Regions from separate parts of the Homo sapiens genome. Here region 2 is linked to region 1. A link is a loop called in an ENCODE intact Hi-C map of the cell type or tissue named here. Cell type or tissue: heart left ventricle. All regions are shown on one strand.

Region 1 (2,500 bases):
TTTCTTCTGATCTTCATGATTTTGCAAATAGTAGGCAATTGACACAGAAATTGGTTTTAAAATGGACAGAAAATCCACTAAAATGGACTTCCTCATCTGCATATCTACTAGATGAACCAGAACTCATTTTGTTGTGAAAAAAAATGGAAGAGAAAAGTGCATCCTAGTCATGGAAGACCATGGGAAAGGTGAGGGTGTGAGGGGGGCATCCTAGAACACAAACTTCCCTCCCACAGATGGAAGAAGACAATGTTCAGGCCTTCACCAAGGGGGGAGACAAGGATGTCTGACGCGCCATAGAAAACCTTGCCTTTGAACTGAACTTAGAAATGTTGACTCTATCTGGGCTAGCGCAAGAAAAGTGGGCTGAGATGCAATATCCTAGATTGAAGGGATATTGGACACCTTTCTCTTTTCTAATCAAGAACCTGGACAGTCTACTAATATATAAGTATTTACTCCAATATTTGAAAGTAGAAAATATTCTAAGTGATTTTGAAGGAATATTTTGGTCTTTTCCAAACCCCACTAAAATACTCAAATCCAAGAAGCTTCAGCTTTCGATATTTAAAGTTTCACTTCTAAAAGTGTTCGGTTTTGTTTTTCTATTCAATTTTGTTTTCCTGCTTTTTAGATTAACTGTATCTTGAGAGTTGGCCAGGAGTAAGAAGAGTGTTTGGAAGGAAGAGAAGGTGGAAAATGAAGAGGCGGCAAGAGACTCAGGCAATCAGACAAACAAATCATCCATCTTCCCGGCTGAGGTCAGGAATATTCGAAAAGCCCTGTGTCCTGCACAGCAGCCCCACGCAGGTTTAGTGCAGCAGATGCTCTCTGGCTGAGTTAGAGAAACAGACAAAACCCTCATTTCTCTCTGAGCACTAAGTACAGAAGATGAGGCTGCGTCAGTCTCATTAGGAATAATAGACAGAAATTGCTTACAATCATCTCTAATGGGTTGCCAGTTTTCTGACAATGGGCTCGGCAATTAGTTTGTCAATTTTTAACCAAATGCAAAAATAATAATAACCCCCTGAGCGAGCTTTTGATCTGCCCTGCCACCTTTCACCTGATGCCCCTGAGGTCCCGAAGCACCCTCCCTTGGCCTTTCCACATTTACCACACCCACTTTTGACCAAGGAACTCATCCACCTCCTACAAGAGCTCTCAGAAGATCCAGTGGAAAATCCTGGCTGTTCACTCTTTCCTATCCTGGTCCCCTAAACCTTCTGAAAAATACTTTTCCTGTTGTCCTTTGGTGATAGCCTGGTCTAAATCAGAGACAGGTTTTTTAAAATATTTGATGTCTGACCTGCTTTTTATAATGAATTTCATGATGAAGGAGTTTGTAACTGCCAAACAAAAAAATCTCTGTTTTGCTCCCCAGTCCTCTGACTGTAGCATGCAGGGTGCAGCCCTGTCTGCCTCTACTGGGGAAGTGACAAGCCTGGCAGGATTCCCGGGGCGCAAACTCATGGAGCCTGGAAGGCACAGGGAGGACGGAGCCAGCGGAGAAGGAGGGTGCCATCCAGATGTCCCCTAAAGCAAACCACCTGGCGGTCAATGCACTGAACTGGCAACAGGGGCCTACGTGGAAGGCCTGGCTGATTCTACCCATGACATTTCTAGCAAATGCCATCTATGCCTTTGCGCTCCTCTTTCTCTCCTGAGAGAAAATAATGCCAAACCCTATTACCGCCTCTCTTCAGAGCACTTCAGAGAAAACATTCCATGAATTCAAAGCCCAGCAGCCATGTTATTAATATTTCCACTGCGATGCCTGCATTCTTTCTAAGGCTTGAGATGATTTACAGGCATCCTCTTCACCTCATCACAATGGGGGACAGCAGGCTAAGGGGATGGAGAGGGTGTTCTGGACAAGGACACATGACAAACCAGCACATTGCAGAGCAAATTCCTCCTCTTCCTGAGGCTTGTATGTGAACCTGTCCCTTTAAAAAGAAAAAGGGCATAAAGGGAGAGCAGGGAAGTCTACAAGACAGCAATCCCTGTTGCTACCACATTCCCCTTTCTCACGCAGCCCTTCCCGAATTCTCCTGTCCTCAGGCAAGTGTCCCTGGGATAAAACGAACTACAAAGAGTTCATTTTACCCCGTGCCAGGAGGTGTGACAGTGCCACACAGACATTATCACATTCTCAGGGAACCTTCCCTGACCACCCTGTGAAAACTGCTGACTCTGTTATGCTGTTTGCATCCTTCACGGCACATATTAGTTTTATTTACAGGCTTACAAACTTATTTGTCTCTCTCTCTTGTTAGCTCCTAGAAGTCTCACGGGTCTGATTCTTTCCATGCCTGCCATAGTGCACAGCACCTAACCATCAATTTCTATCAAATTAATTTGCTAATTCATTAACCATAATCCTTCTAACAACAGTGGAAACTAGGTATGATTATCCCTACTTTACAGATGAGAAGCCTGAGTCCAGGACAAGTGTAGTGACTTTTCCAAGGCTACAGAGCTTAATAACTGTGGAAGG
Region 2 (2,500 bases), 180 kb after region 1:
TGCCATACACTGACAGAGCAGAGGTTTAGGTAGAACCCCCATGTCTATAGAGAAGAAATGGAGGAGGCATATTACAGGGGCAGGAGTGGGTGACAAGGAGCAGCTATGATCCCCCACAGAAGAGAAAGTCCAGCAGGCCCCAGGGAGCTGCAGCAAGCTGAGAGGGGCTGAGGTGTTGCCGCTTTGCCCCAAGGTGAGGACCACCCATCACCAAGGGTTGTTGTCACCCGGTGGTGTCCCCTGTGGAGTGGCACTGATCTGCTTCCCCAAGTCTACCCAGCACAGCCCTGTGCCTGCCTCCCAACCACCCTCCAGTGGAAAACTCCCAGTCTCCAGTCCAGCAACACCAGACACTCATGAGCTGCCACCTTGGCCCTAATCAGGTGAGACACAAGCACTAGAGAGTGACTTCAGGGTGAAATCGAGCCTTGCGCTGGGCCAGGATGGGAACAAAGGGAACAAGTTTGGAGCAGCTGAGCAGGACGGCGGTGGGACACATTGCCTTTGATGTATGCACATTTTAGAATGCGTCATGTGTTGCTGCATGCATGTGCTGTTTTTGTGATGAAAAACCTGATTTGAGGGAACCCAATTTGACTCAACATTCACTATTTATCAAGTATAACCTCCACATTGACTCTTAAGACCTCCCCTCCCTCAACTTTCTGTCAGACCAAGTCAGCGTCTAATTAATCTCTGAGGACACCTTTCCATCTTCTATAGGCACACAGGCACCACACACCACACAATACACACCACACACACAGCACAGCATGCATACACCACACACACACCACACAATACACACCACACACACAGCACAGCATACATACACCACACACATATACCCACATACTACATTGCACACCATCTATCCTCCACACAACACACTGTACATCACACAACATGTACACAAACACACACACACCACACTATATTCCACACACCACACACATCACACACTATACACTACACACCACACACACTATACACCACACCCGCATACACACTATACTCCATATACCATACACACCACACACACACTCCGACACAGTATCACCATACACCATGCACACACATACACACACACCACACACCACACTATACTTCACACAACATGCACACACACACACACACCCCAACACACCACACATACCGTACTATACTCTATACACCACATGCACACCACACACAATATATTCCACACAATGCACATAAACCACACACCATGCAACACACACACCACACACACCACAGTATACACGACACACCACACACAGACCACACTATACACCCCCCCACACACACACCACTCGACACCACACATCACACTGTATACTCCACACACTGTGCACACACACACTATATACCCACCACACACGTGCCCGCCCCATGCAGCCCCTTCTCCTTTCCAGTTGCACTCCCAAGGCCTCTGCCTGGAATGCCACCCTCGGCCTCTCATTCTTTAGCTATTAAGTGAAGCTGACTGAATTTCCCTTTGACTTTAGACACAACCGCCTCGGGTTGCAGTCACTTGCCTGTCATTATCTGCCCTCATACAACTTGCATAGGGAACGTCTCCACAGCATGGTTAGTTCCACTGCACAATCACAGCACACAATTTGCCACTGTCCCTAATCTCTGACACAGCATCCGAAATTAACTGCTCTCCTACTACAGATGACCACTCACTAATCCTCCCAGGATCTGCAGCACTGTTTCCAGAAAGTACGTTTTCAAGCTGGAAAGGGTTTTTCCATCCTTCTTGACAGTAGTTGTAATAAGAATCCATTATCATATTAGCAGAGAATGGCGATGCTAAGAAGTGACATTTGCACAAAATTTGATAGTTGACAGAGATCTTGTCCCATTTGGTGTTCACTCATAGAATGTCATTCAGTCCTCAAAAAACGGGACATTAGAATGAGACTCTTTCACCTCCATTTCTACTGATGAGCCCAAAACAATTAATGATATAAAAGTGATTGGGACAGACCTCCCTTATGCAGATTTACAGAGATAACCCCCCAATCCCTTCCACAATTCTTGGTATCTGCATTTGGATAAGGATAGGAAAAGAGGGCAGAGAGAAGAGAGAATTTTGGTGAGTTTTGGTGAGACTCTTATCATTGGAGAGAGCTATGCTGCTGTAAGTCTTGTCAGTACCCAGAAAACCTCCCTGGGGAGTAGGGTGGTGTGGTCCCCCAGACCAGTAAGGGGACTTCAGGAGACCACATTGAAAAGTGTTTCCTGCAACATGCTGACCAGAGCAAATAACTCATAAGAAAAAGTGGCTGAAATGTGGAAACCCAGAGGATCTACACTGTATTCCATTTGCTTCATGAGTCTGACAGCCAGCAGGGGTTCTAACGCAGAGTCTGGCTGGGAAAGGAGCTGGAGTCCAGTTCTGGATCCCTGCTCACTGGGTCTGTGGCCTCAGCAGCTGTGGAGAAGGCAGAGGCTCGATTGCCTCCCACTTGTTGAGAGGCAAATGGTACAC

What was found. Hi-C counts contacts between places; a loop is a spot of excess contacts. Peaks named below come from ENCODE experiments on the same cell type or tissue, not always from the same donor. Only the 100,000 strongest peaks of a DNase experiment are listed, where the experiment ranks them.
Region 2: a loop joins it to region 1, with 5 times the contacts of the local background. A loop is called at or near these places in 53 of 110 quality-filtered maps.

The regions. Positions count from the first base shown.
Region 1 is chr4:138,684,784-138,687,283 of GRCh38, forward strand. No RefSeq gene overlaps it. Among named protein-coding and RNA genes, the nearest start is that of NOCT, 330 kb to the right of the region's middle. In heart left ventricle, no CTCF peak of the experiment used is centred here; a DNase peak (open chromatin) is centred at 1,458.
Region 2 is chr4:138,866,295-138,868,794 of GRCh38, forward strand. The region is part of intron 2 of LOC105377448 (a long non-coding RNA gene); the gene reads right to left. Among named protein-coding and RNA genes, the nearest start is that of NOCT, 150 kb to the right of the region's middle. RefSeq lists an enhancer at 1-294. In heart left ventricle, no CTCF peak of the experiment used is centred here; no DNase peak of the experiment used is centred here.